2 separate regions of the Homo sapiens genome follow, and region 1 is linked to region 2. A link is an interaction called in ENCODE POLR2A ChIA-PET data of the cell type or tissue named here. Cell type or tissue: GM12878. All regions are shown on one strand. Region 1 overlaps ATG14 (autophagy related 14). Region 2 overlaps FBXO34-AS1 (FBXO34 antisense RNA 1).

Region 1 (5,000 bases), 110 kb before region 2:
AAATGCAGTTCCCATTAATAATTAGGGGGGAAAATTACTAGCAAGTTAAAAGTAGATTATTACTAGTGGATATCTATCATAAACCTACAAGGAAAGTTATACTTCATGGCACGTTACTTACATAGATACTGATGTAATTTATGCAATAGATTACATAGGAACAATCAAGGATGCCTACTATCAGTGCTGTGTTAACAGCTCTGAAGGCCTTGCCAAGGCAAAGCATTTTTAAAAAGAAGTGAAGTGTATTTATATTGGAAAGAAAGAAACTAAGTTGGGAGTATTGTAGATGGTATAATTATTGAACTGGATATCCAAGAGAACTAAGAAACTGTTTGAAATGATAGTTCAAACCAGGCATGGTGGCTCACGCCTATAATGCCAGCTACTTGGGAGGCTGAAGTGGGAGGATCACTTGAGCCCAGGAGTTCAAGACCAGCCTGGGCAACATAGTGAGACTCCATGTCTACAAAAAGTAAAAAAAAAAAAAAAAAAAAAAAAAAATTTAGCCCGGCGTGGTAATGCATGCCTGTAGTCCCAGCTGCTGTGGAGGCTGAGGTGGGAGGGTCGCCTGAGTTGAGGAGCTCCAGGCTGTGGAAGTTTGTGCCACTGCACTCCAACCTGGATGACAGAATGAAGCCCTGTCTCTTCACAAAGAAAAAGATAAACATACAAAAAACAGTTGCTGTCTTGTGTGCCAACAACAACCAGTTTGGAAATTTAATGGAAAAAGTATTCCTTTTACTGTAGCAGCAAAAACTATAAATTCCATAGCAGTGATCTTAATAAAATATATGTAAAATGATTATAAAAATTATGAAGCTTATTTTTATTCCACATGTATTATTTGAATGGCTCTACACACCGTATGAGGAGTGGAGCTGAAAGAAAGCCACAGGCAGGGAAAACCCTTATGATTTTCCAGGATGAGAAGGCTCAGTGTTGCAAAAGGGCTACTTCTCAAAAGGAAGACTGATCGTATTTCATGGAGCTTTGACAAGCTGATTCTAAAGTTCAACTAGAAGTATAGTCTGCAAGGAAGTTTTGAAAACAATAATGAGGGATGGGGTTGGTCCATTTAAAACATAGCATAAAGGTAATTAAAACAGAGTGCTGTTAGCATGCAAATAGGTGGAGTGATTAGAGGAAGAAAATAGTCCCGAAACAGACTCTTGTATATGTGGAAATATAATCTTATGATAGAGGAGGCGTTGAATCAGATAATGGTTCAATAGCGTTGGGCCAGTTGGGTATTCATATGGGGGAAAAGTTGAGTTCATACCACATTCTATATACAAAAATAAAATCCAGATGATATAAAAAACCTTATTTAAAAAAATACAGCTATAAAATAAGCAAAAGGACAGTGTTTTATAATGATAGGGTGGTGAGGGAATTCCCAAGTAAGCCACAAAACCCAAAAACCATAAAGGAAAGGAGTTAGACATCTTCCTGTGTCAGAACTCTGAGTGTGTCTAGTGAAAGCTGCCATAAACAAAGTTAAAAGACATGTCATAGATAGGTTCCACAACCTCTATAACAGACAACAGATTAAAATCTAGACAACTGAAATCTTTCAAATCAGTACAGGAAAGACCAACAACCTATTAGAAAAATAGACAAAAGATTAAAACATGCGGCTCACACAAGAAATGTAAGTAGTCAGATCACTTGAGCTCAGGAGTTGGAGGCTGCAGTGAACTGTGATCACTTTTGTGAATAGCCACTGTACTTCAGTCTGGGCAACACAGTGAGACCCCCATCTCTTTAAAAAAAAACATTAAAATAATAAAAAACTTAAAATGCAATTCAAAACAAGTTTCCATTTGCAACCATCAGTTTGACAAAAATAGGAAGGCTCGATGAATCCAGCGTTGCTGGTAGTTGAGGGAAAAAAGCACTCATACTGGAGGTGAATTTTTGTAGCGGGTCTGAAGTTTTCTGTAGGCTTACTCTTGAGTCAGGTTTTCCATTGAGAATTGCACACACAATTAGGCTGTGAGTCACATCTAAGTTTATGGCCAGAGGACAGGAAGTAGAACTTCAGGAGTCCCCTTTTCACACCTGCTTCATCAGAATCAAAGTGTAGAGAAGATTGTTCATGGAACCTGGGTGGGATTTCCTGTTTCTGTTCAGACCGGCACAACTGAGGATTCTATTCTGAAAAGATAAACTTTTTTTTTTTTTTTTGAAACAAATTTAAACTTACAGAAAAATTACAAAAAAATAAAAATAGGACCAGGCATGGTGGCTCACACCTGTAATCCCAGCACTTTGGGAGGCTGAGGTGGGCGGATCACTTGAGTTCAGGAGTTTGAGACCAGCCCGGCCAACATGGGAAACTGCATCTCTACTAAAAGTACTGAAATTATCTGGGCGTGGTGGCGGGTGCCTGTAACCCCAGCTACTTGGGAGGCTGAGGCAGGAGAATCGCTTGAACCCAGGAGGCGGAGTTTGCAGTGAGCTGAGATCGTGCTGCTACACTCTGGCCTGGGAAACGGAGTGAGACTGCATCTCAAAATAAAAAAATAAGTAATAAAAATAGTACAGTCATATACACCCTTACCCAGATTGACCTATTAATATTTTGCCCATTGCTTATCCTTTGTGCAGTTTCTGTGTCCATCAATGCACACACTCCCACATATTTGAAATAGGATATATTATAAAAGTGACTTTTACAAAGCTAGAAAGATCCTTTTGTTGCCTTAATTGGTAGAATACCTCCCTGCAGCACCATGAGAAAATGAGTATTCCTGGTTCAGGGTCTTGAATAAAAAGATATCCATTATTCAGCTAAACTAAAAATTAGGAAACAATTTTATAATCTTAATTCCCCAAAGACATTAAGCAAAATAGGATGAATTATTTTGCTAGTTGGTTGTGTGTGCTGTGTCTCTAGCTTGGGGTCTGGCAGGCAGGTGATGTATCTCTAATCTAGAAGTGGGAGAGGCACTGGGTGGAGAAACATCGCAGGGGCCTCTCCTCCTGCTCTGTGGCTTCTCAGAAATGTAGGTTGATCATTGGAACCAAAATTGTTCCATACTGGCCCCTTGAGGAGTCTTCCATTCAGTCGCTTTTCATTGTACTTAGCTGAGCGCCTGCTCCGTGCCAGGTGGGTTTCTCCACGCAGAGAACCGGAGTCCACCGGGAACTTGGACATTTCCTCCTCTCTGTCCCTTCTGCCTGTCTCCTGGGAAAACTAAGACCCCAGGATTGGAGAAGGCAGCATCAAAGAAGAAAACAGGCTGAGCCTTGGAGGGAGGGAGGAAAGAAGGAAGGAGCTGTGGTAAAAAGGAAGGAAGGAAGGAAGGGAGCAGGGAGGAGCGAAGGAAGGAGCAAGCTGTGGAAAAAGCTGACTGGGGAAGAAAGGAAGGGAGGGAGGGAAGGAGGAAGGGAAGGAGTGAGGAAGAAAGGATGGAAAGAAGGGAGGGAGGGAGAAAGGGAAAGAAGGAAGGGAGGAGTGAGCTGTGGTAAAAAGCTGACTGGGACCTTTGGGGGATCCTGGGGAAGATGAGAGACTTAGCCTGGCAGTCAGTTCTGAGGTCCCCTAGACTGCACAGCTGAACAGAACAGAATCAGAGCATCTTTGGTTTAGTAAAGGAGGGAGCCCAGGGAAGGAATTTAAATTGTGAACTTTTTTAGTGGGTGCGTGCCAGGAGGAGAGAGGCAGCTCTCCAGCAAGAGGAGGCAGATGGGAAAGTGGTGGTGATATGGTGAGGACCTGGGCCAGGGTGACAAATTGAGAATGGAAAGGGGGCTTATTTAATGATAACAGGTAGCCCTGGTGACCCCAGACAGAGTGGGAGGTGGGAGGGGAGGAGTCCCAGCCAGCTAAAGTTTTGAGACTGGTTCAGATATGTGAGATGAGCCTGAGGGTTTAGTAACCAGAGGATATTTGGGAGTGGCGCTAGGAGAGGAATCGGAAAAGATGGCTCTAGAGTAGAACTGTTTGCCAAGGAAAAGAAAAAGGGGAGAAAAGAAATGAAGTGCAAGGAGAAACTTGAGAAGAGGGTGCTCAGAGCTAAAAACTGCAGTGGCCATTAGTTTGCTGGCAGAGAAATTCAAGGGGCAGTAGAAAGTCCTACTCCTTTCACCCTTGCAAAATACTGACTTCTGGGCAGGGTGGGGCCTAGTAAACTTGAGAGCACCCCTAGTCTGAGGGGCTCTTTGTTTTTTTGTTTGTTTTTTGAGACAGAGTCTCGCTCTGTCGCCCAGGCTAGAGTGCACTGGCGCCATCTCGGCTCACTGCAAGCTCCGCCTCTGGGGTTCACACCGTTCTCCTGCCTCAGCCTCCTGAGTAGCCGGGACTACAGGTGCCCGCCATCACACCCAGCTAATTTTTTGTATTTTTAGTAGAGACAGGGTTTCACTGTGTTAGCCAATGGTCTCGATCTCCTGACCTCGTGATCTGCCCGCCGCAGCCTCCCAAAGTGCTGGGATTACAGGTGTGAGCCACCGCGCCCGGCCTGAGGGGCTCTTGGAAAATGTAAATTGCTCACTGGAGACCAAGTGGGAAACCCCATGGCGTATCTTCCAATTTAATAAAGCCCTAAAAACAGTCCCTGGAGCATAAATGTTAGCTATTATTATTGCTTAATCCATCTGGGAAGCACAGGTGTCTGGGAGGAATGAGGGCTGCTTGCTTCTGTAAAAAGTGAGTCAACGGTGCAGACCTGGTGAGGTGCGTTGGAAGCCAGTGCTAGCCATTCATCATTGTGAAGGCTGTGGAGAATTTGGGACCATAGGCTGAAATGGCAAGCTATACGATTCTAGGCTCTCATTTCTGCCTGCTATTTATTTCGACCTCTCCTATTTTCCCCAAAGTCGTTATCAGTGAAACCCTTAAATGAACCAAGGCATCGTGTGCTTATCTTGGGGGCAGCAGCAGGGAGAGAGCGGCACCTTGGTCCCACCCTGTAGCTGGTTGCAGGGCAGTTCCCTGGAAGGCAGTGGGTGGGGGTGGCTGCCTACAGGGAGGACATGCAGCCTGGCTGCCC
Region 2 (5,000 bases):
CCTCAGGTGATTCGCCACCCGCCCCCGGCCTCCCAAAGTTCTGGAATTACAGGCGTGAGCCACCATGCCCGGCCAAGCCTATATTATTTTTTAAAAACGACCACATCATAAGGTGTTTGTCTTACTTGTGATAAAAGAAAAACTTTAGACAAGTTAAATTTAACAGAGTTTAACTGACCAAAGAAAGATTCACAAGTCAAGAAGCCTCCTGAGTCAGAGTAGGCTCAGAGAGACTCCAGCACAGCCACGTGGTGGAATAAGATTTGTGGACAGAAAATGGGAAGTGACATACAGAAAACGGAAGTGAGGTACAGAAACAGCCACATTGGATACAGCTCAGCGTTTGCCTTATTTGAACACAGTTTCAATAGTTGGCCACCTATTGGCCAAAACCCGGTGGCTGGTACAAGCCAGGGGGTTTAGTACTAATAGGTAGGTTAGTCTGTTTGCACATTCAGTTAGGTTTCAGTTTACTATGCATGGAGAAATTTTTGGGCTGAACTTAAAATATGTAAGGAGGCAGCTTTAGACTAAACTTGATTTAACACTTGTTTTCCTTTTTTCTTTGTTCTTTTCTTCCCCCATGCGTGATTGCTCGCACATAGTCATTTCGGTAGAGGGTAGTCACTACTAATTGATTAACTTCATATCCTAACCCTCAGGGGCTGCCCACAAGATTAATGAACTTGTTTTTCCAAAGAACAATGATTCTTGGGTCATTCAGACCTCCTTGATGGCATTCAGAAGTTTGATCGGCCTTGATGGCATTCAGAAGTTTGATCGGCCTAGGGATCTCACCTTCCACGTAGCTACCTTTCTCATGGAAACACTCAATCATGTTCAAAGGCAGGTTGGATTTGAGAGTTTGCCTGTCCTATCCTCACAATTTGGCCAAATTGAATAAGCCTTCTCTGCTCCTAAGACTGACATATCTGTGTTTGGCTTACTGCGCACCAGGTACTTGAATCTGGCTTTTGGGGTTCTACAACAACAATGGAATAATTTATGTTCAAATGCTAGAAAGATTTTCTGCAAGGACAACAGTGATCTATATTTAGAATCATTTAGCCCTTGCAATTATGAAAGATGGAAGACGTTTTTGAAAGGAAGATGGAAGAAAATGAGGGACCTTGCTCCTTAGGAAAGTGGGATGTTCCCCAGGAAGTGTTCTCTCCAAAGCCAATGGAGTAAGATTAAAAGACATGATCCAGGCCAGGCGCGGTGGCTCACCCTTGTAATCCCAGCACTTTGGGAGGCCAAGGTGGGTGGATCACTTGAGATCGGGAGTTGGAGACCAGCCTGGCCAACATGGTGAGACCCCCCCCCGTCCATCTCTACTAAAAATACAAAAATTAGCTGGGTGTGGTGGTGTGCGCCTGTAATCCCAGCTACTCAGGAGGCTGAGGCAGGAGTATCTCTTGAATCCGGGAGGCGGAGGTTGCAGTGAGCCAAGATCACGCCATTGCACTCCAGCCTGGGCGACAGAGCAAGATCCTGTCTCAAAAAAATAAATAAAATAAAATAAAAAAGACATGATTCGGATGAGGCCATAGACCCTGGAGCTTGAATCCAGAGGTTGGGACCTTTTAAAGAACCAGGAGATGGAAGAGCTGTGCATAGGAGACTAGAAGACAAAACGGTAACATTGCCTTAAGAAATAGAAGGCAAAAAAAAAAAAAAAACCACAAAATGAGAACGCAGGTTTGCATAGCCCGCTAATTATTATAGCACAGAAGGAATTAAACCCAGCTGCATTCCAAGTACAAAAATATAGCAGGCAAAGGGAAGCAGCTCATCACACACACACACACACACACACACACACACACACAAAATCTTGAAGCCGTTTGATTCTTCTCCCCGCTCTTAGAATAAAATCAGAACCCTTTACTGTGGCCCAGTATAATCAGACATGTTCCTTTTATCAACTCTCTTTATTCTCCCAACTTGTCTCAGCTAAAATGTCATCGCCTCAGAGAGCCTTCCTTAACTATCCAGTGTAGTATTTCAGCCTTGTTTTCCTTTGCAGTGCCTCATGCCTGGTACATAATAGGCACCCAATAAATATCTGTTGAATTAATAAAAATATACTTTCTTTTACTAAAAGATTTAATCCAGGCCACAAATGTTACAGTGGATGACTAATAAAAGTAACATGAGTAGAGCGACTTGTACATTAAAAATAGGACCTGAATAAAGGCAAAATCTAAGTCATTGCTGCAAATATATGACCAAAAGTAGGAACATCTGAGCCCTACAGAACCTAGCCAACCAGCCAGTCATGATTTTGATGCTTCAACACAAATTACCCGTGATTTAATTACCTAGCTCACCCATTGATTACAAGGATATTTACATTAGCCACTTGGCATTTAGATAACCACCAGTATTCATCAGGTAATGCCAAATAACTTGTGTTAACATCTTTTATATTTTTAATAAGCCCCTGGTCTGTTTGTTGAGAATAGCAAGATAGAAAATGGTGTGAGCGTGGGAGTCACTGCCCTCTGACTGCCTACTGAACAGCAATTTCCCCTTTTCTTGCTTGTTAACAGAATCCTGATCTGGGCTACCCTATCTGTGCTTCTGGTGAGGTGGGCCCAGAACCATCGTGTGAATAATGATTGACCTCAGCTAGTGGTTCTCATGGAGTGATTGATTTTGCTTCCCAGAGGACATCAGCAATGTCTGGAGACATTTCCAGTTGTCACTACTTGAGAGGAAGCGTGATCGGCCTCTAGAAGGGAGAGACCAGGGATGCCGCTGCTCAATATCCTATAATGCACAGAACAGCTTCTACGACAAAGAGTTATTCCACCAAAAATGTCAGTAGTGCCAAGGTTGAGAGAACCTGCTCTAGGGTAATCAGTGTGGTCCCAATCTCCCTGTCAGTAACTGATTCAACTCACATAATAATCTTATGGGAGTGTGATGTAATTCTAGCCAATAAAATGCAATGGGAAGTTGGCCGAGATACTTCTGAAAAAATCTTCTCTTACCCCTAAAAAGAGACATTCATTTTCTGTTGAAATGCATTACTTTCCTAAATAAAATCATATTTACCAACAACGAGAAAAAGAGAAACATGCAAGAAACCATCTGTTTGCTGCTAGATGCCATTGTGTCTGCAATGTGATATCTGGAACTATGGCTGTCATCCTGGAACCATGAGAGGAGTTAGCTGAAGAAACAGGAGGATGGCAAAGCGGAAGGATGGAAGTTACCTGAGGCTGAGGACATCAGTGCACCTCTGATTTAACCAATCCTTGAGACTTCTTGTTATATGAGATAATAAATTCTATTGCTATTTAAGTCATGTATAGGGCTTTAAAACATTTCATAGCTGAAAACATCCTGATATATATTTTATATTTTTATTTGATATGTGGAAGAGAAAATAAAATATGGGAGGAAAGACACTAACCTCCTTTGGGGGCAGGCTCTACAATTGTCCAGTAATAAAATAATTTTCTTTGCTGTGCTTCCAGAATGATCTTAAACTAATGATACCAGAAGTTGATAAAATCAGTGGGGGAAACAGTCTGTCTATTAATGCATAAGATTGTGTTATTTAAGTAAATGAGTAGGCACTCATGTGACATTTTGAAATCTTCAAGAAAATGATATTTTCCAGTCACTGCAATTTAATTTGGGGGAGCCTGCAGCATTAGCATGAGACCAGCCAGCCTGTCCTTATTCTTCTCAAGCCCTAGCACACCTAATTCACAGGCACCTGCTACAGCAAAGGAGGAGCTGCCTGGCTAAAACAACCTAGTTACATCAGCCTGCTAAAAATGGTCCTAGGGATAGATTTTGCTCAGCATTGAGTTCTTTGAATAACAACAACAAAAAAAACCCAGCAACTTATTCTGCAGTTTTAGGGTTTGCTGACATTTTTTTACCAGGCGTAACTATGCTTTTATTGCCAAGTCTTACTTTAAAATACCAAAGACAACTTTTCAAAAAGCGGAGCTTGGATATCAAGATTTCCTTACCAAAAAAAAAAAAAAAAAAAAGCATTTGTTTTGTTAATTAGTATTGAACTTGAATAGGGGTGCCTTCAGATACTTTCCTTGGAAAAGTTTATGGTGATTTGGCCTTTTTTATTTTTTTGAGACGGAATCTCACTCTGTCACCCAGGTTGGAGTGCATGATCTCGGCTCACTGCAACCTCTGCTGCCCAGGTTCAAGCAATTCTCCTGCCTCTGCCTCCCGAGTAGCTGGAATTACAGGTGCCTACCACCACACCTGGCTAATTTTTGTAGTTTTAATAGAGACAGGGTTTCACCATCTTGGCCAGGCTGGTCTTGAACTCCTGACCTCATGAACCACCTGCCTCTACCTCCCAAAGTGCTGGGATTACAGGCGTGAGCCACCACGCCAGGCCAATTTGGCTTTTTTTTTAGTGTACCATTATATAGGCTCGATCATGCCACTATATTATAGTTCACTGTCACTGACAGAGAATCCCACTGACCTTTCACAGCAACTCACGCCTTGCCCCTTCTTAAGACTGCTGAGCTATACATATTTTTGTGTGCCTTCAGCAAGACACACTCTGAACAGTAATGCCTATATGTATCACTAAAGTCAATTGAGCCTTTTTGTCCTTTCTCTTGATGTCCCTCCCCTCAGCAAAGCCAAAGTGTACCTTCAAAGTAGCATAAGGACGACCTTATAAAATTACTGAAGGTGTGAGCATCTCATTGCTCCTCCTGATTCAGAGCTATTCTGGTTTTCTTATCTTGGAGCTGACATTTTCACTCGCAGATTATATGCTCCTTAATGCCCCATTGCTCCTGTGGCTTCTGCCATCTGTTACTTTTACTATTGCTGCACTTTTCTAGCTTTCTGTGTTTCTTTCTCTCTCCTGCCTCTGTCCCTACCGTATCTCCAATATATTTTGACTTTCTTTCCAATAGGCTTGACTTCTATAGTCATCACTAGCCAAGAAGACTCCTGTTGATCTACACATGACATCCCTCTGGTCTCTGCATGTC

The links. ChIA-PET counts read pairs that join two places held together with the same protein. Peaks named below come from ENCODE experiments on the same cell type or tissue, not always from the same donor. Only the 100,000 strongest peaks of a DNase experiment are listed, where the experiment ranks them.
Region 1: POLR2A ChIA-PET joins it to region 2 with 7 read pairs; 5 of 35 experiments call an interaction of 5 or more read pairs at or near these places.

The regions. Positions count from the first base shown.
Region 1 is chr14:55,370,995-55,375,994 of GRCh38, reverse strand. The region is part of intron 9 of ATG14 (autophagy related 14); the gene reads left to right. It also overlaps a transcript of FBXO34 not described here. Among named protein-coding and RNA genes, the nearest start is that of ATG14, 38 kb to the left of the region's middle. In GM12878, no CTCF peak of the experiment used is centred here; DNase peaks (open chromatin) are centred at 1,338 and 2,034; H3K27ac peaks cover 738 bases.
Region 2 is chr14:55,260,712-55,265,711 of GRCh38, reverse strand. FBXO34-AS1 (FBXO34 antisense RNA 1) reads left to right here. Exons shown (of 2, transcript NR_184222.1): 2 at 2,556-3,481. Among named protein-coding and RNA genes, the nearest start is that of FBXO34, 8.2 kb to the left of the region's middle. In GM12878, no CTCF peak of the experiment used is centred here; no DNase peak of the experiment used is centred here; H3K27me3 peaks cover 150 bases.